2 separate regions of the Homo sapiens genome follow, and region 1 is linked to region 2. A link is a loop called in an ENCODE intact Hi-C map of the cell type or tissue named here. Cell type or tissue: GM12878. All regions are shown on one strand. Links, peaks and the distances in the headings refer to the core of each region. The heading gives the core; the rest is flanking DNA.

Region 1 (12,107 bases), core at 2,137-10,136, 1.5 Mb before region 2:
TGCCGAGGCCTGGGGTGCCCCTGACTGGCTCCTTGCCAGGGGAGGAGGCCTGGGGGGACCCCCGGGGGCTGCTGAGGTGAGGGGGGCCCAGGACCCGGCTGAGCAGAGTGAGTGGTCAGGGTCCAGCGCGGGCACAGAAGTGTGGGTGTTCACATCAGGGGCTGTGGGAGGGGCGTCCCCAGCAGAGGGAGGAGGGACGAAGGGGCCATCCCAGAACCCTGGGCTCACCACAGGGGGCATGGGGCTGGAGGGACCCTGTGAGGGGAACTGTGAGGGGCCAGCGGCTTTGCTGGGGACTGACCTGCAGTTGAGGAGGGAGGAGGGGCAAAGCATGGTGCCACCCAGGGCAGGACAGGGTCCAGGTGCCCAGCAGCCTCCATGGCACAGGATGGCCTGGGAGCCGCGTGGGAGCCTCGTGGGAGCTGGGATGTGGCGGCTGTGACCCGCATGGAGTCAGGGCCAGGCTCCTGCACCCCTGGGGAGTGGGCGCCCAGCGGGGCTACGGTGCTGGGGTGGGCTATCCCGGGAGGACAGCGTCAGTGGCTGTGGCTGGGAGTGAGGGAGGGGCTGGAAGGGCTCCCTCTCTGCACCTCTGCTGTCTGTGTGAGGTGTCGGCTCTACCAAAGCCCATAGCCTTCTCCTTGGTGAAGGCAGCTGTCACCAGGCGTGTGAGGCAGGGCTGCACCTGCTAGGCCCTCAAAGGTGAGGCTGGGACATCTCGCTGGGGCCTGGTGGCCAGGTCTTCTCCAAGTCCCTTGGGCCAGAGTCTGCTGGGGAGACCTGAACTATTTCTACTGTCCTGGGCCTCAGGGCAGGACGCAATGTGGGGACGCTTCCCTCTCTGCCCATGGGGTCCACCCGGGGAGCCCAGCCTGCGTTTCAGGCTCCCCCAAGTCCCAACGTGGGCCTGGTTCATGTCTCATCAAGAGAGCCTGTGGGCGATCTTACCTCCAGTCCACAGAGGGAAACACCTTGGACCCTGCGGGCGAGGCTGTGCCCCCGGGGACCCCTCTGGAGGGACCTGGATTGCCGGGGCCTGAAGTGGCCACAGCTGGGGCGGGGGGCCAGTTTCCCTGGGTGCTCTCTGCACCTGGGAGGGACATCCCAGGACATCCCCCAGTCTCACTGGGAAATCTGCCCACAGGGATGACAATACCCTGATTGTGAGGCATGCGGGTATCTCGCAGAGTCTTCCAGAGCTCATGGAGTAATTCTGGGGTGCTGATCAAGGTCTAGCTTGTGTGAGAGCCGGGGGCCACAAGGAGGGGCACGGCGCACCCCATAACAACAGCGGAAGTATGGCTGTTGGTGTTGGGACAGGGAGTTCTGTTTGCTGTCAGGGCCCAGAGACGTCCAAACCCTTTGGGAAGGGCTCACAGCTCCCAGGGTCGCCTCAGGCTCACGGAACCACAGGCCCAGTTTCCAGATGACCAACATAAGCTGCCCTTCCTTGGGCTTTTTCTGGGTTCGCTGCCATTGGCCACATAAAGGAAGGGCCAGTGGTTCATTTGAGGACACTGAGCAGGGTGAGCTTCTGAGCGTCTGCGCTCATGGATCCTGCAGCCCAGGCTATTTGGCACGCTGTGGCTGGAGCTTAAATTGTGGCTGACTGAGCCCCGTTCTCAGCTTAGTTAAAACTTCACGCAGCTGCCAGCTCAACAGGCTGCTTATGTGATTATTACAGTGAATTAGACAGGGCAAGGGGAGGACCACATGCTAGAGATGCTCAGCTTGGACCTTCCCAGGATGGATGTGGCTGGCCTGCTGCCAGCTTCCTGGGGGTGCATGGCTGGGCAGAGGCACCATGGGCAGTGGGCCAGGCTTCTCCAGCTCCCAGGACCTCCCCTCGGGGAGGACCGACCCTTAGGGTCCAAGTTTTGGGAGTGGGGGCAACCCCTGTCCCACACAGGGGACGGTGGACCTGCTGGGTAGCTGGGGGAGCTTGTACTGGGTAGAGGAGGCTGACTCAACATGCTCATGTTGTCATGAACCCCTCATGGGACTCCCCCAGAAAATCATATTCCTGTTTGGCCTGGTTACACACAAACAGACCTGGCCTAAGGGCGGTGTGTAAATACAATGTTTGGTTATTTGTTCATTCACCTGTCCATCCATCCATCCATCCATCCATCCATCCATCCATCCACCCATCCATCCATCTGTCCCTCTGTCTGCCCATCAGTTAATCCATCCATCTGCCTGTCCATCTGTCTGTTCATCCATCTGTCCATCCATCCACCCTTTCATCCACCCACCCACTTGTCCACCCATCCATCCATCCATCCATCCATCCATCCATTCATCTATCCATCCACCCACCCATCTATCCGCTGACCCACCCATCCACCCATCCATCCACCCACCCACGCACCCATCCATCCATCCACCCATCCACACATCCATCCACCCATCCATCCACCCACCCACCCATCCATCCATCCACCCACCCACCCACCCACCCATCCATCCATCCATCCATCCATCCATCCATCCACCCACCCATCCATCCACCCACCCACCCACTCATCCATCCACCCACCCACCTGTCCACCCATCCATCCATTCATCCATCCATCCACTCATCTATCCATCCACCCACCCATCCATCCACCCATCCATCCACCGACCCACCCATCCACCCATCCATCCATCCACCCACCCACCCACCCATCCATCCATCCACTCATCCATCCACCCTCCCACCCATCCACCCATCCATCCACCTACCCATCCATCTGTCCATCTGTCTATCCGTTTGTTCATCCATTCGTCCATCCTTCCATCTGTCCATCTGTCTGTCCATCTGTCTATCCATTTGTTCATCCATTCGTCCATCCTTCCATCTGTCCATCTGTCTGCCCATCTGCCTGTCCCTCCCATTCATTCATCTGTGTGTCCATTGCTGGCACGCTGGGGACAGAGAGCTTTATACATTGTCATCCTGCCCTGCAGAGGGGAAAGGCAGAATCAATCACTTCCAACCCACCCTTGTCAACCCCCCACAGGCCAGTGGAGGGGAGGACTACATGCTGAACACGCTCAGCTTGGACCTTCCCAGGATGGAGAGAAGGGTCAGAGAGCTTCCTGAGTGGGTGTCGGTGAGTGGATGTGGGCAGGCTCTCTGGACGAGAGTGGCCAGAGCCCGGGGTGGGCTTGTGGGTTGGAGGTGAATTTGTGGGAGGGAGAATTTTGCATGCAGCAGGAAGAGGTGAAGCAAGCCTGGACGTGAATGGGCGGCTTCTTCCCCACACTTCACCCCTTGTGCTGCCTGTGGAGTGAGCCACGGTGGCCAGTGATGGGCTTGCCCTAGGACCACTGTCCATGCCGAGTGGTGGCAGCCGCGCCCCGGGAGCACCCCCTCCTGCTGTGGTGGAAACGCAGCCAATGGACAGAGAGAGCCGGTCCCTGGAGCTCGGCTGAGTGTGACAGAGCTCCAGCCTGGGGGCAGCGAGGCTGCTGCACGGCCCACGGGACTCTGTCTTGAAGCGAGACCGTTACCATGACTGGCGCCGGGCGCCCACATACTGAGGTGTTTCTGTAGCACAGACACCCTGGGAAGAATGCCTGTCACACTCCCCAGCGGTCACGAGTTTCCCAAGAGAGTCAGATGTGGCCAGCTGCATGCGTCCCACCTTAAACACATGTGCACAAAAGACACTTCCTGGAGTGGGTGCGGGCGCCACCGTCTTGTGGCCACCGGAGACACTGATTCCTTTCCCAAGTCCCTGTGAAGTGTTTGTCTGAGGAGCTGGGTCTGTCAGCCTTTCTCTTCCACCTCTCAGCTCCCTTGGCCTTTGGGGTGAGTCTGCATAGACCTGCCCACCGCGGGACAGAGGCCTTCCCACAAGGACGAGGCAGCTGCTGTGGGACTGCCAACGTCTGTCTTTCTTGCCACACGGAAGGTCACCTGTCACCTGACAAGATTACCTGTCACTGATGGGCCACTTGTCACCTGAGGTCACCTGTCACCTGATGGGATCACCTGTTCCCTTTCAGCCCTCTTTGGCTTCAAGAGGTCGTGGGACCTCAGGTGTGCATCTGCCCTGGAGTGGTTTTGTTGTGGTTGGGGACATAGCTGTGTCCATCGCTTCTTGTCCCTCATCCCCCTGGGACCAGGCCTTGGGGAGCAGACAGCTGTGAACCCCCAGAGCTGTGAGTCAGTGCGAAGTGGGGAGAGAGCAGCCCACAAATCTCCAAAGGACAGACCACCATCCGCTCAGCTCCCAGCGCTCCCTGCGTCTCGGTAGTTCCTGCTACTGGCTGCTCCGTCCTCTCCAGGGCAGGCTGACTTCGTCGTCACCTGTCAGGCACAGCAGACGCCCACGGCAGGTGTGAGGTGAGGAAAGAAAACCGGACCCCACAGCCCTGAGTCCTCCCAGAGGCTGCTGGAGGGACGGGTGCTCTGCAGGGAAGCTCTGATGTCAGCGTTGTCCCAGTTTGCAGGGACAGGTCCTTGGGCCGAGGACCTCACTTTCAGTCAGCCACAGAGGCGTCCCGCAGCCCATCACCCACACGGAGAGTGCGAATGGCCTGGCCCGGCCTGCCTGTCTCATTCTCCTGTACACTCCAGCAACACGGACACCCACACCTTCCAGTCCCCCTGAGATCCCCAAGTCCTGTGCAGGGGAATGGTGGTCTCTGAAGACACGTCCACCTGCTGACCCCTGGAACCCGTGAGCATGCCTGCCCGAGAGGCCGTCTTTGCAGATGTAACAAGTTAAGGCCTGGAGAGGAGATCATCCTGGACTGAGAATGCCAGCAAACCCAACAACAGCCGTCCTTAGAGGAGAAGGGGGAGGGAGACTTGAGACCGGGACGGGGAGGGAGGCCACGTGGAGACGGAGGCAGAGATGGGAGGGGTGTGGCCACAAGCTGGGAGAAGCAGCAGCTTGTGTGCCGGAAGCTGGGAGAGGCAGGAAGGAGTGTCCATCCTGAGCCTCGTGAGGGAGCCGGCCCCGCCCACACCTTCCTCCACTTTGGCTCTGTCCTCCTGCCGGTGTGAGGAGCCCCCAGGCACGCGGGCGCCCCGCTTTAGAAATTCAGTTTAGAAGGTGCACCTGTGCATCAGTACCGAGGCATCCCAACTTATAAAACCCCAAATCAAGTATTTTATGAAAAAATTGCATATGTCTGTGTAGCTTTGTGGGAACGTTTATTTATTCATGTGAGACTCCAAATGCTTCACGCAGAAAAACAGCGACAGAAACACAGGATGCAGGGCAGAGATGGCATTTTACAGGGCAATATTTTCAGCGGCCACAGGAGGGCGCGTCTATAAAAGAAAACAGGACTGTGCGCGAGTGACCCACTCCACTCCCACCCGAGGCACGCACACACGCATGCACACACATGCACACTCACATGCACACACACACACACGCAGTCATCCACCCACATAGGCACACACATGCACAGACACGAAGTCACCCACCCACACATGTACCCTCACACATGCCTGCACACACACATACATGCACACTCACACATGCACACACATGCATGCACACATGCATGCTCATGCATGCACACCCACATGCAGTCATCCATCCACATGTGCGCACATGCACACAATCACATGCACTCACACGCACCCGCACCTGCAGTCACCCACCCACATGTGCACACACCCATGCACACATGCAGTCCCCCACCCACACATGCACACACACATGCCTGCACACACGCACACTCATGCATGCATGCACACACACACGGTCATCCACCCATATATACACACACATGCACATTCACATGCACACTCAGTCACCCACCCACATGTGCACACTGACATGCATACACACGCATGCACACACACATGCAGTCACCCACCCACACATACTCACACATGCCTGCACACGCATACACTCATGCATGCACACACGGTCATCCACCCACATATACACACACATGCACGTTCACATGCACACTCGCATGCACACATGCAGTCACCCACCCACACGTGCACACTCACACACGCATACATAGACATACACACACACGAAGTCACCCACCCACACATGCACCCCCACACCCCCATGGCCACCTAGTGGCGTTAGTCTTATTTTAATTATGTTCAGGTTAATCAAGGCTAAAATCGAGTTGAAGGGTGAGGGGCCTGAGTGCTTACACGGTCCCATCGGTGGAATAAAATAATTAGTTTAAGGCAGAGTGGGGAGTTTTTCTTGTTGAACAGTTAACATCCAGTCTCACAACCTTCTAAATGACATATCAAAAGCTTCGCAAGCACACAATTTTAAATGATAAAATCAGGCTCTACCAAAAGTTCAAGGTCACTTTTTTCCCCCTACACTCCCATGCCAAAAACATTTCTATAGTTTTTACTCAAATAACATTTGACAAATGGTAATTTGCGTTCTTCTGGGCTAATAGAGAGCAATAAAATCTATTGTTAATATTTTCAGCACCTTCTGGCTAAAATAATCCCATAACCCACTGAACCGTGCACCGCCCCCATAAGTGGTGGTACAAGGAAAGGTCAGGGCCACCAAACCTATCGCACAACCGCTGAAGTCAGCCACCCTGGCGGCCGGGGAGCGAATGGGAAGCACTTGACAACACCTGTCTTGGAGTTGCTTTTTGAAGCTTTGGTCAGAACATGCAGTCGTTTCCTTAATCCAGACTTTTGTGATCAGCAGTTTCTCCAAGGCGTGGTTGAACGGCCTCATAAGTAAAGTTGGCTTGGAGAGACCAGAAGACGTGGCTTTCACCCAGACCGATGACCGCTCTGCAGTGCCAAAGGGTGTGGCGTCCCGATTCCAGGGCCCTTTGCTTCCTATCCACTTGTTACCAAAATCAGGTAAAAAATTACCGAGGTAAAGAAGAAATAACATAAAGAGAGAAAACACAAAACTCAAAGCCAAAACTGTCCCAAGCCTTATAATACTTGTGAGCGAAGTCCTCAGCCCCTCCCGTGGTGCCCTCGATTCCCGTTAAAGGGCAGGAGCAGCAGCAGAAGCTGCTGTGAGCTCCAGGTCTCCACCTCATCCCCAACAACCATGCTCCCAAACCAGACAGCAGCAGCTGAAAACCGCAGAGCACCCTGCACTGTTGCCAGCCAATCCAGGAAGATAGATCATGCTGGTACAGACGGGTTTCAGTGCGGATGCAAATGAACTTATGCATGTGACTCTTCTTAGCTTTAAGCCTTTTACCTGAGGGTTTATTGTTGGAGTTATAGCAATGTATGGTGATGATAAAGGGTCTCCAGCATCATTCCGTGTAGTAAAAATGATGCTTCATCCGGGAGGGGAGGACTCCCCAGCATCTTACTCCCCGCCAGGCCTCCCACGCCCACCTGTTGGTATCTGAGGGTGAGGCGTGGAGGTGGCCAGACCATTACAGTTTGCCCGAGCGTCTAGATTTAGGAATTCTGTTGGACTTAGGAGCATCTAGATTGAGGTAAAAAGAGCACAGTCTACAAAGAAACTAATTGTTCCCGCTTTTACGTGCTCCTCAGTTTTAAAATCTTTTAATTTTAATTAAAAATAAGGGCCGGGCATGGTAGCTCACGCCTGTAATCCCAGCACTTTGGGAGGCCGAGGCGGGCGGATCACGAGGTCAGGAGATGAAGACCATCCTGGCGAACATGGTGAAACCCCGTCTCTACTAAAAATACAAAAAATTAGCCGGGCGAGGTGGCGGGCGCCTGTAGTCCCAGCTACTCGGGAGGCTGAGGCAGGAGAATGGCGTGAACCCGGGAGGCGGAGCTTGCAGTGAGTGGAGATCGCGCCACTGCACTCCAGCCTGGGCGACAAAGCGAGACTCCGTCTCAAAAAAAAAAAAAAAGATTAAAAATTAAAAAAAAATTAGCTGCCTTGACAAAGTCTTAGCTAAAGTACCAAGCATCATGGGAGAATATAAATATAAATATCCAGCCAGTCAAATATATTTCATAAGGAATGAGGCGATTGTAGGCTGGGCGCAGTGGCTCACGCCTGTAATTCCAGCACTTTGGGAGGCTGAGGCGGGTGGATCACCTGAGGTCAGGAGTTTGAGACCACCTGGCCAATATGGTGAAACCCTGTCTCTACTAAAAATACAAAAATTAGCCAGGCATGGTGGCACGTGCCTGTAATCCCAGCTACTCAGGAGGCTGAGGCAGGAAAATCGCTTGAACCTGGGAGGTGGAGGTTGCAGTGAGCGGAGATGGCACCATTGTGCTCCATCCTGGGCAGCAAAGCAAGACTCCATCTCAAAAAAAAAAAAAACAAACACACACAGACACACACCAAAAAAAAAAAGAACAAGGCAACCAACTCCATTTCAGATTAAGCGGCTGCCTTAGGTCCCTGGGATTTTGTTTTCATATGTAATCTCTACAGTTTACGTATTTTCGTATGTAACTTCTACGGTCGGACCAGATGGCAGGCCCCGTCCCAACGCCAGCCACTTGCCTGCTATGTGTTTCCTCTGTCGGCCCTACAGATCTGCCAGTGGCATTACAATCTCTTCAGCACAGGTTATATTTATCACAGCCGTTTAGACAGAGTTAGAATTAATTAGGGTATGTCGCAAATGTCAGATCGTTAAATGAAATGGTAAAAAGTAAATTGTGGTTTTTGGCAAGCAAGTATTTCATAAAATAAGATCCCTTGATGAAAAAGTAATTGCTCTAAAATATATACTTTTATTACCACTTTTAGGGACACAGATTAGCAATCTAAGTTTTAAATTTGATATGAATGGCAATGAATTCTATCTGCCACAATACAGCATGGAATTTGATGTCTAAAATATTCCTAAAGGGTGATTGAATAGTCAATTAAAATATAGCATTGCTAAGGGCCTGTGTGTGTGTGTGTCTGTGTGTATTTAATGCAAGTCAGTTGTTCTTTGAATTTTAAAAGTCCTTACACAGAATTTGGTATGATACATAATGGGAGAGACATTGAAAACTGAAGCTATAAAATACAGGAACCTTTGCAAGGAATGATAGAATTGGTGGGAGGTGGCCTGGGATGGTTAGCACTGAGTGGCCCCCCACGGCTCGCTTCCCTTGGTCTCTGGCCATCAGTGGTGACCGGTGATGAAACCGTTACCAACAGTTTCAGAAATTTCCAAACTCAATCCTGTCTCCTTCCTACAGTTGATTCTAACGGCACAGAAATGATTTCTGTTTCCACGAGTTCATGCTGCTCACGTTAAGCGGCTGTGACAGAGCCTGGTGGGGCACTTGCAATTCTTCCTTGTTTTTCAGTTGTTTATGGTTGAAAACACATCTTTTTCAGCATGGAAGGAATTTCTACAGAAGGCAAAAGGAATGTGTGTCCAGAAAAGGATCTAATTTTGAAGAGTCGAGCAAGTAACACTCACATGTTTGATGGCACAAGAGAGTTAACTTAAATAGCTTTAACCTGACTGGGTGAAGTGGCTCATGCCTGTAATTCCAACCTTTGGGAGACCGAGGTGGGTGGATCACTTGAGTTCAGGAGTTCAAGTCTAGCTTGGGCAACATGGCAAAATCTTGTCGCTACAAAAAATACAAAAATTAGCCGGGGGTGGTGGTGCATGCCTGTAATCCCAGCTGCTTGGGAGGCTGAGGTGAAAAAATTGCCTGAGCCCGGGAGGTGGAGGCTGCAGTGAGCTGAGATCATGCCACTGCACTCCAGTCTGGGCAACACAGTGAGAGTCTGCTGCCTCCTCCCCCAGAAAATCTTTAATCTAATCAACAATGAGGCTGGGTTTTCTAAGACGTTGCCTAAAACATGAAGTTCCAAAAATGTTCTGGACGACGATGGGGTGGTGGCTTCTGCCTGAGGGGCTGCACTAGCACAGAAGAGGGGACGGTGTCCGGAGTGTGCACGTGAACCAAGCCAGTGCCTCATGGTCACGGCCCCACAGCTCACTGTGCACACCCACACACAGACATGCATATGCTGTGTGCACATGCATGCATGTCCAGGACCACAGGCTCTTCCTGGGACAGGATCAGGAAGCAACTCTGGCCCCAGGCAGCCCCTAGCACGTTACCCCCACCCAGTTGTCCAGCCTGACTGAGTCTTATTTAACTTTACAGTTTCCTGAGAAAGCCTCTGTCTAGGAAGGTGGCCATGGAGCCCTTTCTCTCATTGTGTCCCGAGTCCTCCTTTGCCCACCACACAGTCTGGCCCCACCTTCCCCTCCCCTCCTCTCCTCTCTTCTCCCCTCCCCATCCTTCCCCTCCTCTCCCCTCTCTTTCCTCCCCTCCTCTCCTCTCTTCTCCCCTCCCCATCCTTCCCCTCCTCTCCCCTCTCCTTTCCTCCCCTCCCCTCCTCATCTTTCCCCTCCCCTCCTCATCTTTCCCCTCCCCTCCTCATCTTTCCCCTCCCCTCCTGAGCCATGCTGGCTTCACAGCTGAGTCACAGCTGTGGGGGGCGGTGGGGGGTGATTCCAGGGAATGGCTGGAGGGAAAGGAGCACGTGTTTTGGACTAGAGGTGATGTGAGAGCCATGTGTCCAGCCCTTGCTGGAGGCCAGTCTGAGCTGGCTCTCGGCCCTGGGCAGGGCATGGCCTTTCCCGGATGGGGTTGTTGTAGGAATCCCACCGGTCTAGTGTTTGGGGTTGAATTTTGTCTCCAAAAAGAAGGGTTGAGTCCAACCCAGGCCCCACAAGGGCCGCCCTGTTTGGGAGGAGGGTCTTTGCAGATGGATTTGGGCTCAGATGAAGTCATCCTGGAGTTGGGGGCCCCAATCACTGCTTCAGGTCCTTGGATGGAGGCCATGTGACAGAGGCAGAGAGTGGAGTGAGGCGTCTGCAGGTGAGGCATGCAGGGAGGGTCGTGAGGTGAGGAGAGGTCCCCAAGAGCCTTCCACACCTTGGAGGGGCATGGCCTCACGGACGCCTTGACCTCAGATGCCGGCTTCCAGAACCATGAGATGCACCCTCTGTTGTTTTAAGCCCCTGGTTTGTTAGAATGGTCCCAGGCCACGCACACTCGTTGAGCGGCTATAGCCAAGCTCCTGCCCTGTCATTGTTGGGGGCCCAGCAGCACGTGGAGCCTGCAGACTTTGGAGCTGGGTTCAGGGCTCATCTCTAAGCCCCAGGTTCAGCAGTGGCTCCTCAGCAGGGGCGAGTGCCCCCGACACAGCACAGACTCCTTGGCCTTAAATATGCAGCTTCATCTCCGTCTCCAGCTGAAATGGTTTGTCACCTTTGCTACTGGGAGATGCTCACGCTGCTGGGACACCATCCCTGTCCCTCCTCAGCCTGTGTCCTAAAGAAAGTGCCCGGTAGCAACCAAAAGCATCGGCACTGAGGACAGTGTTAGGGGCTCCAAGTAGCTAGAGGGACAAGGCCTGCCTTCGGCTTCTCCAGGGAGCACCTCCTTCACTGTCACCTCTAGGGAGCACCGTATTCACCACCACCTCCAGGAAGCACCTCCATCACTATCACCTCCAGAGAGCACCTCCTTCACCATCACCTCCATCACCTCCAGGAGCACCTCCATCACCTCCAGGGAGCACCTCCTTCACCGTCGCCTCCAGGAGCACTTCCATCACCTCCAGGGAGCACCTCCACACCTCCATCACCATCACATCCAGGAGCACCTCCTTCACCATCACCTCCAGGGAGCGCCTCCATCACTGTCACCTCCAGGGAGCACCTCCTTCATCGTCACTTCCAGGAGCATCTCCATGACCTTGAGGGAGCACCTCCTTCACTGTCACCTCCAGGAGCACTTCCATCTCCTCCAGGGAGCACCTCCATCACCTTCACCTCCAGGGAGCACCTCCTTCACCATCACCTCCAGGGAGCACCTCCTTCACTGTCACTTCCAGGAGCACCTCCCTCACCATCACCTCCAGGGAGCACCTCCTTCACCGTCACTTCTAGGAGCACCTCCTTCACCATCACCTCCAGGGAGCATCTCCTTCACCATCACTTCCAGCAGCACCTCCATCACCTCCAGGGAGCACCTCCTTCACTATCACCTCCAGGGGCACCTCCATCACCTCCAGGGAGCACCTCAATCACCATCACCTCCAGAAGCACCCCCGTCACCATCACCTCCAGGGAGCACCTCCTTCACTGTCACCTCCAGGAGCACCTCCTTCACCATCACCTCCAGGAGTACCTCCTTAGCTGTCACCTCCAGGGAGCAGCTCCAT
Region 2 (12,107 bases), core at 792-8,791:
TTTTTTGCTTGTAGTTCCTACTGATATTTCAGAGGAGCCCAATTCAGGAATTTGGGATCAAACATCCCTTCTCTCCAGTCAAAGTAATTCATATACTGGTTTCTTGACTTAGATGGCCTAAAATGTCAGAGAACATATTCTGAAAACAGTGCAGGAAAAAAGAAAAGGAATAAAGGAAAAATTGAAACAGGAATGCCTTGCCTAGAACAAAGACAACAATGTGCAAATCTAAAAGAGAAAATCAAAGGTTAGTGATTTTGTTGTTAATGTTTCAAGATATGTTCCCTTTGACTAACAATAATTGAAGCCTCTACATTAAAAATGACACCAAAACTCTTACATTGGCTCTACTTTGTCAGAATTGTGAGAAGAAGCTTTTACTGTTAGTTGGTAATAAATAAAAACTCTCTCCATAAGACAAATACGCATTTTCACAGTGGGAGAAAATTAAAATTCACTCCTGGAAGAGCAATTTCAAATTGGAGGCATTTATATCCCATTAGCAAAAAGTTAACATATCCGGAATAATGATGTCTGAAATATTTTTTTATGACCCAGAAATGGTATTTCCTTTTTTTTTTTTTTTTTTTTTTGAGACAGAGTCTCGCTCTTTCGCCCAGGCCAGAGTGCAGTGGTGCAATCTCGGCTCACTGCAAGTGCCACCCCCCGGGGTTCACACCATTCTCCTGCCTCAGCCTCCGGAGTAGCTGGGACTACAGGCACCTGCCACCACGCCCAGCTAATTTTTTGTGGTTTTTTTAGTAGAGACGGGGTTTCACCTTGTTAACCAGGAAGGTCTCGATCTCCTGACCTCGTGATCCGGCCGCCTCGGCCTCCCAAAGTGCTGGGATTACAGGCGTGAGCCACCACGCCCGGCCCAGAAATGGTATTTCTACTTTACGCAGTAGGATTGAGTTTTGCTCTGTTGCCCAGGCTTGAGTGCAGTGGTGAGACCATGGTGCACTGCAGCCACAAACTCCTGGGCTCAAGTGATCCTCCCAGCTTAGCCTCCCAGACCACGAACACTGCCACCATGCCCCGCTAATGTTTTAATGAAATGGTGGGTTTCTGTAGAGATGGGATGTTATGTTGTCCAGGCTGGTCTCAACCTCCTGGCCTCGGGCCTCCCACCTCGGCCTCCCAAAGCCGTGGGATTACAGGGGTGAGCCACTGTGCTCAGCTACCTAGTATTATTTCTAAAGCACTCAAGATCTTTATGGTAATATAAAATATATTAAAATCTCAGAATATTAGTATTGGAAGGCGCCTGGTAGTCAGCAGGTTAATCTCTTCTGCTAAAGCCCTAGCGGACCTTCCCTGACCCCCGCCGTGATGAGAGCCCCCCATTTCATGACATAACACGTCCTCTTTAGCAGATGCTTTCTTTATAAGTGTGACTTATGTTAGAAAAGGTTTACCGTTTTTCCATTTCAAAAGTAATCCATGGTCATTAGGGGTAGGAGGAGGAGGAAGAGAGAGGCCTCCGGAGCCGGCTCCCCGAGGGCGCGGCGCGTCCGTGGCCCAGGTGTCCTCGCGAGGCTGCACGCCGGGTAACCGCGCACCCATCGCCTTGCCATGGTAACCGGGGCTTCCCGGTGACCGCCAGCTCGCGCCACCCCCGCTCTTCAGCGGCCTCCGAAGGTGCCTAGAAGCCTGTGAGCTCAGCGCCCAGGCAGGTCTCCCTTCCTCAGGCCGCGGAGCCTCGCTCTGCACAGTAGGGGGCGGGCTGTTCCTTTCCGGCCTGAGGAGGCCCGTGGCTTCCCGCGCCGACGTTTGACGTGTGGCAGGGACCCGGTTAGCGTTTCTGCATCTCAGATGGAGATGTGTGCTGTGCAGAGGCCGTGGCTGGGGCGCCACGAGGCTGCCCGACTGCAGGCGCCCGGCGGAACCCTCGCTCAGGCCCGGCTCAGTCTCAGGGCAGGCGCGGTCCCTCGCCCAGGCCCCCCACCGGCCTATCCGTGCCCCCCACCCTCGCCCAGGCCCCCCCCCCGCCTCTCCGCGCCCCCCACCCTCGCCCAGGCCCCCACCCGCCTCTCCGCGCCCCCCACCCTCGCCCAGGCCCCCCACCGGCCTCTCCGCGCCCCCCACCCTCGCCCAGGCCCCCCACCCGCCTCTCTGTGCCCCCCATCCTTGCACCCCGCGCTGTCCCCGGCGGTCTGGCCTGGCGTCTGGAGCTCCGGGAGCGCCTGTCCTCCCAGGGCCGATGCCAGCGCCCGCCCTCCGCGTTCCCGGCATTGACAGAATGTCCAGGCGCGCAGGGCCCGTGGGTGGGGCCTGGGCACCCGGCCCTGCCCTCGCGCACCCTCCAGACCCGCCACTTCTTAGATAGAGAGCGGCCGCCTCCCCGCCCTCCTTTCAGCCACTCGCTCCGCGCAGTCAGCTCTGCTGACTCTTCCGGAGGATTCTGGAAGGTTCCAGAGGGTGTGCCGCCGAGGCCCTGCGAGAGGGCGTTCCCTGGGGAGAACATTCCAGAGCAAGGTAACATCCATAAACGGAGGCTGAAACGGCCTGAGACGTCCCGGGAGTAACGAAGACCCCAAGGCGGCCCCAACTTGAGGGGGGCGAGGTAGCCAGGAATGGGGGGGTGGTGGGAGGGACGGGAAGGCAAACGCGCTGCCTGCTGGGGACGGACGCGCCTTGGGGCAGCCGGGGAGGCCCCGAACGCAGAGATGGGGGAGGCCAGGCGGGTGGGGAGGAGCCCGCGGGGCCGCCAAGGGGGTTCCAGGCAGGCAAGGCCGCCCGGCCTCGGGGCTCTGCGGCACCCAGGTTTCTCTTTCTTTAATTTTTTTGATGGAATCTTGCTCTGTCGCCCAGGCTGGAGTGCAGTGGTGCGATCTTGGCTCACTGCAACCTCCACCTCCCGGGTTCAAGCGATTCTCCTGCCTCAGCCTCCCGTGAATTTATTTTTAAGTTTCCTGGGGGGTGGGATGAGGACCTCTTTGGCCTTTTGTTTGGAATCATGTTAACTTAGTAGACTTCTTAGCTCTGTTGGACATTTTTAAAACAGAAGAGGCTGCCCAGCTGTGAATATCTCATTTCTTATGATACTCATCCATAGTCAGAAGAACCAAGGCAGAAACTGAGGATGCTTGTTGTAAAGTTGGGCTAAGAATACACCCCAGAGCCATGATAGACATAGACTCTGAAAGAAAGGCAGATCTGGAACTAATAAGCAATTATAGCAAGGTCGCAGGAAACAAGGCTAATATGTAAAAGTCAGTCGCTTTCCTATGTACTACAAATGAGCGAGTGGAATTTGAAAATAAAAACATAATACCATTTACTGAAAATGAAATACTGAGGTATAAATCTAACAAAGTATGTACAAGAGCTATATGAGGAAAACTACAAAACTCTGATGAAATAAGTCAAAGAAGGACTAAATGAAAGGAGAGATATTCCATATTCATGGTCAGGAAGACTCACTATCATCAGAGGTCAATTTCTCACAAATTCATCCATAGATTTAATGCAATACCAACAACAATTCCAACAAGTTGTTCCCGAACACCAGGGGTTCTGTCCAGGTCATGCTGCCCACTGCACAAAAAGCCCCCAGTCTCTGAGACAAAGAGAGTTGCCGGGGAAGAAGGCTTTATTCTATTACAGGCGGTGTCAGCTGGAGAGACAGGAGTCAAAACTCAAATCCGTCCCGCCTTCCCGGCTAAAGTCAGGGGTTTACATAGCTGGGAAGGAAGACAGGAGGGGCAAAGAGGGGAGGTGCGTGGGTGGAGCACGGAGGGGAGGTGCGTGGGTGGAGCACGGAGGGGAGGTGCGTGGGTGGAGCACGGAGGGGAGGTGCGTGGGTGGAGCACGGAGGGGAGGTGCGTGGGTGGAGCACGGAGGGGAGGTGCATGGGTGGAGCACAGGATATTTTTGGGACGGTGGAACAACTCTATGATACTATAATGGAGGATGTGTGTCATTACACATGTAGCCAAACCTACATTGACAGCAGTGGCTGCTGCCATCATCCGCCTGCAGCAGGGAAGCGTGGCTGGGGCCTCACACTCCATGGAGCCAGTGGGTGCCCCGCCCCTTCTGAGTTCGGAAGGGAGCTGTCCGTGCTCCCCGTGCTGCTGCACCTGCCCAAACCACAGCTGCAGACCCAGGCCTCCTGCTCTACGAAGCTGCCCAAACTGCAGCTGTGGATATGAGCCTCCCTGTGCACTTGAGGGAGCTGGGAACAGGCAAGATCTGCCTTCCCGGGTACAGCTGCAGCTGCGGCACCCACGGCTGCAAACCTGGGCCTCCTATTCCAAAAAGCGGGCAGGAGCTAGGGACAAGTAGGAGCCCTGCCCCTTCCGAGTTGGTGGGAGCTCCCAGGTGCAGCTGTGGCCGCCCTCCCGGGTACAGGACCTGGGTGTTTCTGCAGCCTACACCCTCAGGGGCCCCAGGAAGGACCCCCCCTACCACATCCCTGCAGGCTCGGGGGTGTCTTCTGCTGCCTGGCCTCTCTCCACTCCTAGCGCCTGCTCCGATCTCAGAGCTGGGGCTGGGGCCAAGCCCAGGGGCCATGAAGGGCCGTGGGAGGCAGATTGATTTCTGGGTAGAAGGGGCAGGTCCCCAGGAAGGCCCTACCTTCAGGCCAGCGAGGGCCTGAAGGCTGGGGGCTGGGCTGCCAGTGCTGCAGACAGGAGTGGGGACTCTTGATGCCTCTTCTGGGCCCACCCATGACCACTTATGGACCAATCGGCATGCACTTCCTCCCCTCAGAGGTCCATACAAGCTCTGGGCTCAGCCAGAGCAGGGCAGAGAAGGGTCACAGGATGAAGAGGACAGAGGGCAGAGAGACGACCGGATGGGATGACCAGCTGCAGAGAGGAGTACCCTCTCCACTGAGAACAGCAGAAGGCAAGACAACCTGTCCACAGAGAGGAGCTACCCTCTCTGCTGAGAGCTTCAGAGACCTGCAGAGACATCTGAATGACCTGCCTGCAGAGAGCAGCTTCCCTCTCTGGGGCCTCCTCTCTGCTGAAAGCTGAACACTCGAGAGACGACCTGCCTACGAGAGGAGCCACCCACTCCTCTGAGCTGTTCTGACACTAAATACAACTTTTCTTCTTCACGCTTCACTTGTCTGCGTACCTCATTCTTCCTAGACGCAGGACAAGAGCTCTGGCAAAGGCGCTGCAGCCACAGAGGTTTCCGGCCGGAAAAATCGGCACCCCAGAGATCCCATGAGAACGTCACGTACAGCACTGAGACGGAGCCCTAATGAAAACTGTGGCTCTGGGTGATAATGACGTTACTGTGGGTTCATCAACTGTAGCAAATTCGCCCTCTGCTGGGCGTTGTTGGAAATGCAGAGGCTCTGGGGGGTCAGGTATGTGGGAGCTCTCTGTACCTTTCTTGTAATTTGATGTGAACTTAAAGCTGCTCCAAAAAGATAAAATCTTGAAGAAAAGCGAAAAAAAAAAAAAGGAAGAGAGGAAAAAATGACAGGCAGAAGGTCACGCCTGGCCCCTCAGTGCGCGTCCTCAGGCCTCTGCTCCCAGCTGGGGCTGGCAGGTGGTCGGGGGGGCACCCAGCTCCTCCACTCCCCACGCCCACCACAGCTTTCAAAGTTAGGAACACAGGCAGGGTGGAGGTGAAGTCCGAACAGAAAGAGGAGACTTAAGGGAGGGCGAGCCCTGACTTTGTTTCGTTTTTCCGAGGCGACATTCGGTGCAGCTTTCTGGGTCCCCAAGGCTGACCCTGCTGCACCATGAACCACACGTCCACACCCTCACTGTCTCCCGCTCATGACATCAGCTCACCTGAGACTGTCACCGAAGGCTCTTTAACGTGAAATGAGTGGTTTTAACTATTTTTAAGTACACAGTTGTGTGGCATTAAGTGCATTCACTATGATGTGTGGCCATCACCATCGTCCACCCTAGAACCCCTTCATTTTCCCCAACAAATTCTGTCCCTTTAAGCAAGTGCTCCCCATCCCCCACCCCCTTCTACCTTCTGTCTCTGTGAATCTGATGACCGTCAGTCTCTGAGCACAGCCATACCATCGTGGGCCTTTTGTGTCTGGCTTACTTCACCGAGCATAATGTCCTCAGGGTTTATCCGCATTGTGGCAGGTGCCAGAATCCCCTTCCTTTTTTAAAGGCTGAATAATGCTTTACCGTATGGATAGACCACATTTTGTTTATGCGTTCATCCGTTATCGGACGCTTGGGTTGGACCATGTTTAGTGGGTGTGAATAAGGCTGCCCTAAACACGGGTGCACAGGCATCTGCCCAAGTCCCTGCTCTCAGTTCTTTTTGAGAAATACCCAAAAGTGAAATTGCTGGGTCATATGGCAGTTCTATTTTTAAGGTTTTGAGGAGCCGCCACACTGTCTTCCCCAGCGGCTGCCCTGTTTTACATCCCCTCAAGCAATGTAAAGGGTCCCGGTGTCCCCACATCCTCCAGTTTCTCCACATCCCGAGCACTTGCTGTCTTCTATTTTTGATACTTGTTACCCTAATGGCTGTGAGGTGGCACCTCATTGTGGTTTTGATTTGAATTTCCCTAATGACCTGTGATAGTGAGCATCTTTTCATGGGTTTATTGGCCATTTGTATGTCTTCTCTGAAGAAATTGTCTATTCAAGTCCTTTGACCATTTTTGAATCGAGCTGTTTGTTTTTTTGTTGTTGAGTTGTGGGGGTTCTTTATACATTACTGAAGGCTTATTTTTATGGTCCAATAATTCTTTATAGCACTGGGTGCTCGCTAGCCAGATGCCGTGATTATTTATGGCCTGGGACTGCGGGTACACATGTCTCCATTTGGAGGCTCAGCCAACGTTTCTAGGTCTGTTAACTTGAATTCATCTTTTAAATTGAAAAAAAGATTTATTTTCCTCCTTATAACAGTCAAATCTCCGCCTTTCGTGTTTCCAGGGCCAAGTACTATCTGGGGGTAAAATGTTAAAGCTCAGTGAGAAATCCCTGGATACACGGAGGTTACATTTCAAAGGCCAGACCCCTGGTGAGAGCAGAATAATAGTGTCATAAATGGCGATGTTGTATTGTGCAGTTGATAAATTGAGTAAATATTTGCTAAAAGCCAGGAAACCCCCACAGCAATAAGGACAAATGATGTTCATCAAAATGGCAGCCGTTTACTCAAGAATTAGGCAGAACCCACGGCGGGATGGACACTTGGACGTGCTCTCGGGACGGGCTGGCTAGGAAAGCTACAGCTGCAGATGGAGCTGGGAACCTCGCCCTGCCCTGAAACCCAAGGGAAAATCAGACTCCGAGGCACCGGTCGCCCTAAACCACCACAGATGGGGTTTCCACCTTCCTAGGAATAAGAGTGGAATATGCACCTGGGGGTGCAGCTTCGCCTTCCGCACAACAAGGGTCAGCGCCAATGTTTCCCTGAGATTCTCAGAGACCCAGAGCGCTGCCACCAGCGGCCTCCTGCCTCCCTGGAGCTCTTACCTCCCGCTCCCTCTCTCCGTCCAGGTGCTTACTTCTGGGAACTAATCACTCAGTTTGTCTGATTTTTTACTTTTAAATCTCTTTCAAACCATTGGTGCCTTTGCAGCTTCTTGTAGCCACCGTCAGAGCCAGGCAGCAGGGGAGGAGGAGGCTTGGACTGTGGTGCAGAAAACCCCGTCCAGCCTCACTTGCCTTGGGAAGGCTTTGAAAGGATCATTTATACACTGGAGGATTCCATGAAGACTTTTTTTGGCCACCCTGAGTGGTTCAAGGTTCACCCTGTCTCTGTGAGGCTCGGCCTTGCCTTCTTTCATCAAAAGAAAAACAGAAGCCAAGGCTGAGGCCTTGCTGACCGGTCCCTCCCGAGTCCCTTCCTAACTGGAAACGATGATTCAGTCCAGAACTCCGCCTGCTCAGTCCCTGCTGTAAACTTCGTGGCTCTCTTTAAGTGCTGCTAGATGCCAAGCCAGGGAGACAGCCTGTATCATCAGTGCAGTCGCCCTGGGGGTGACACCAGGGATGATTATGTAAATTCTCATAAAACCCACAGGCAAGTTTTGCTGCGGCCCGGCCTCCGGAGTCCTCCTGGTTGTAAGGGAAAGCACGAACTTGAGCGTGAAGACTCCAAAGCAGAAAAAAAGCAGAGCTCAGGAGGAAGCCTGCAGGGAAGGCCAAACCCTCCTGTGTGTGGAGCGGAGGTCAGGCTGGGGCGGGCGGCCACAGCTCCCCACCCTGGCCGCACCCCAGCCTGCAGATCTGACAGATGCAGGCCCCACTGCACCTGACAGTGCCGTGCTCAAATTGCTCACTCAGCAATGACATATTGGTGACCTGCCGGCAGCAGGCACTGTGGACAACACGTGGGGAGCACTGAGCAGGGCTACCTGCAGACGGCCTGGAAGCTCACCTTGGGCCGACTGGCAGCAGGTCACATGGCCTCTCTTAATTAATCTAATTTCCCACAAGGCAGCCGGGGGTTATTCCAGGCAAACCTGAATTCCTGCGTGGAACCTCAGGTGCCAACACCTGCACATGTAAGCGGTGTCCAGGCTGCACCCTGGAGCCCAACCCTGGACCCCTTTGGGATGGTGAGACCCTGGGCCTCACCCTTCTCACCTCTGAGTGAGGCTTCTCCCCTGACCCTGTTCCTTGTACCCCACCCAGATGTTTTGGTATTTTTCTGTACCCACATCTCCACACACACAGTGGCACTTCTCACCAAGGACTTGTAATCACAGAAAGCGATGGACAGAGGCAGACGCAGCAAGGGTGATGGGAGCTGGCGGAGAAGATGGTCCAGGGTGCAGGGGCACCACAGAGGTTGTGACATCACCTCAGGGTCCAAGACGTGCTTCCTAGGGGCCCCCTGGCGGTCTCCAGGATGAGGGGTGGGCAGTGTGGGAGACCCCCAGGCAAAGGAGTGGCAGACATTGACAGAAAGGAGTGGCAGACATTGACAGTGGAAGGTCTGCGGGGATGTGGGGGAGGTGCGCCGGGTGGGGAGGGGCCGCAGGCAAGGCCACAGTGTCCGGATGGTCCTGTGAAGGAAGGGAGCCCCCAAACACATTCACGTAGGGCAGTGCTGTGGGCAGATGCAAATTTTCAGAGTGTTCGCTGGAGATGGAGGGGGCCGGACCACCCCCAAGTCTCAGGAGAAGTCACAGGGGAGGAGACTCTGGGACTCTGGGTTCAGGTAAATACTTCGGGTTTGGCGTTGATGCTCCTTTTGGGCAATCTGTAGACTGAGTGACACCTGTCTCCCTGTCCACTCCCCTCCTACCCTTGTGATTATCCATCAGTATTTATGGGCCTGGCTGGTCAGACCAAGCAGGCCACAGCACAGCATGGAGCTCTAGGCCTCTGTGCGTCTCTGGTGTTTGGATCCTAGGACCTGAAGGTCCAGGGGAGAAGTCGTCTGGGGGGTTGGGAGGCTCAGGGAAGAGGCTGCTTCCTGCTGTGGACTTGATTAGCAGCCCCATGGACAGTCACTGGACTGTTAGCGAGGCAGGAGTCCAGAGGAGCCAGGGTGACACCATTTTAAAATCAGCACCGTCTTAAACTAGCAAGGCACACTCCTTGCCACACACAAGCCATGGTCCTAAGATGTTTACAGCTAAGGAAGCAGCTTGGTGATGCCTGCAAAGCAAACTCCAAGAACAGAAAGTCCAGACGTCCAATACCCATAATTAGGTCTATGCTTTCAAGATAGTAAGAGTCATGCTATGATGACTGACACACTAAAATGTCAAGGATGGTTTTCTTTAAACCAATAGAATGATAAACCTTGTCATGCTCTCTGCTCAGCTGCACATATGCACAGCTTCACTTCGCTTTGCAGACAAGACTTCTGTGTAAGAAAAATGGAAAAAGAAGTTGGTGTGTCCTCTGCTTGCTTTCTGCTCTGTAACAGAGTCATTTCTAATAAACGTGCCTCTTTCACTGTGCTCTGTGACTGGCCTTGAATTCCCTCTTGTGTGAGATCTGAGAAGCCTCTCTTGGGGTAGAGACCCCCTCTTCCAGGAACAGGACCACCTCTCACTTCCCCTAGACCCAAAGGGTGACCAAGAGACTGGCTCCAGGGCTTGTGTGGGAAAGTCTTCTGTTCGAGTGAGCCTGGGAGTAAACACTCCTGCTCGAGTGGGAAAGTCTTCTGTTCGAGTGAGCCTGGGAGTAAACACTCCTGCTCGAGTGGGAAAGTCTTCTGTTCGAGTGAGCCTGGGAGTAAACACTCCTGCTCGAGTGGGAAAGTCTTCTGTTCGAGTGAGCCTGGGAGTAAACACTCCTGCTCGAGTGGGAAAGTCTTCTGTTCGAGTGAGCCTGGGAGTAAACACTCCTGCTCGAGTGGGAAAGTCTTCTGTTCGAGTGAGCCTGGGAGTAAACACTCCTGCTCGAGTGGGAAAGTCTTCTGTTCGAGTGAGCCTGGGAGTGAACACTCCTGCTCGAGTGGGAAAGTCTTCTGTTCGAGTGAGCCTGGGAGTAAACACTCCTGCTCGAGTGGGAAGGTCTTCTGTTCGAGTGATCCTGGGAGTAAACACTCCTGCTCGAGTGGGAAGGTCTTCTGTTTGAGTGAGCCTGGGAGTAAACACTCCTGCTCGAGTGGCTAGCTCATGGGTTTCTGCAAGGAACGTCTTTGAAATATTTGGTAGATCTAAGGCTGAATACAGACCATTCACCAAAACGCTTTCCAAAACCATCTACTCCAGATTTTGTGAATAAATTTAAAATGCTGTTGCGGAGTCCTGACCACAGAATATTGTTTTAGAAGCGAGTTTTGAGCTTTGGTCTGATGTGCTGATTTTTCCAGCAAGGACACGGAAGCCACATTTGTGATGAACTCTGAGCCATGCCCACCCCTCTGGGGCCAGGCCAGCCTGAAGCCATCTCACTGGCTCTCCAGCTGCCAGAAATGGAGGCTAGCTTCTGATACCAAAGTTCCACACCAGGATATCAACAGCAGCCCTGCTTACACTAGTGAAAAATTAGACAGGATCTAAGTGTCCCACACTGAGGAAAGAGATGAACTCCAGCACGAGTGTATTATTCTGTTTTCATGCTGCCAATAAAGACATACCTGAGACTGGGTATTTTGATATTTTTTCTTGTTATAAAGAAAAAGAGGTTTAATGGACTCACAGTTCCATGTGGCTGGGGAGGCCTCACAATCATGGTGGAAGATGAAAGGCACATCTTACATGGCAGCAGACGAGAAAAAATGAGGGAACCAAGTGAAAGGGGTTTCCCTTTATAAAACTATCAGATCTTGTGAGACTTATTCACTACCACGAGAACAATATGGGGGAAACCACCCCTGTGATTCTGTTATCTCCCACTGGGTCCCTCCCACAACACATGGGAATAATTATGGGAGCTACAATTCAAGCTGAGATTTTGGTGGAGACACAGCTGAACCATATAATTCCACCCCTGGCTCCTCCCAAGTCTCATGTCTTCACATTTTAAAACCACTCGTACCTTCCCAACAGTCCCCAAAGTCTTAATTCAGCATTAACTCAAAAGTCCACAGTCCAAAGTCTCATTTGAGACAAGCAAGTCCCTTCTGCCTATGAGCCTATAAAATCAAAGGCAAGTTAGCTGCTTTCTAGATACAATGGGGGTACAGGCATTGGGTAAATATATCCATTCCAAATGGGAGAAATTGGCCAAAACAAAGGAGTTACAGGCCCCACGTAAGTCCAAAATCCAGCGGGGCAGTCAAATCTTAAAGCTTCAAAGTGATCTTTGACTCCGTGTCTCACATCCAGCTCACACTGATGCAAGAGGTGGGTTCCCATGGTCTTGGGCAGCTCTGCCTCTGTGGCTTAGCAAGGTACAGTCTCCCTCCTGAGCTTTCACAGGCTGGTGTTGAGTGTCTGCAGCTTTACCAGGTGCACAGAGCAAGTTGTTGGTGGATCTACCATCCTGGGGTCTGGAGGATGGTGACTTTCTCACAGCTCCACTAGGTAGCACCTCAGTGGTGACTCTGTGTGTGTGGGGGTGCCCACCCCACAATTCCCTTCTGCACTGCCCTAGCAGGGGTTCCCCATGAGGGCCCTGACCCTGCAGCAAACTTCTGCCTGAACATCCAGGCATTTCCATACATCCTCTAACATCTAGGTGGAGGTTCCCAAACCTCAATTATTGACTTCTCTGCACCTGCAGGCTCAACACCACATGGAAGCT

Evidence for each region. A loop is a pair of places that touch in the nucleus more often than their neighbours do. Peaks named below come from ENCODE experiments on the same cell type or tissue, not always from the same donor. Only the 100,000 strongest peaks of a DNase experiment are listed, where the experiment ranks them.
Region 1: a loop joins it to region 2, with 15 times the contacts of the local background. A loop is called at or near these places in 2 of 110 quality-filtered maps.

The regions. Positions count from the first base shown.
Region 1 is chr7:157,427,855-157,439,961 of GRCh38, forward strand. No RefSeq gene overlaps it. Among named protein-coding and RNA genes, the nearest start is that of DNAJB6, 97 kb to the left of the region's middle. RefSeq lists silencers at 1-133, 1,527-1,727 and an enhancer at 4,523-5,032. In GM12878, for the core only: a CTCF peak has its summit at 5,261 (motif pointing right); a DNase peak (open chromatin) is centred at 5,269.
Region 2 is chr7:158,971,952-158,984,058 of GRCh38, forward strand. LOC124901795 (a long non-coding RNA gene) reads left to right here and starts at 2,350. Exons shown (of 2, transcript XR_007060626.1): 1 at 2,350-2,566; 2 at 4,717-9,871. RefSeq lists enhancers at 4,011-4,751, 4,693-4,812, 4,823-4,872. In GM12878, for the core only: a CTCF peak has its summit at 5,291 (motif pointing left); DNase peaks (open chromatin) are centred at 1,710, 4,750 and 5,160; H3K4me3 peaks cover 959 bases; H3K27ac peaks cover 723 bases.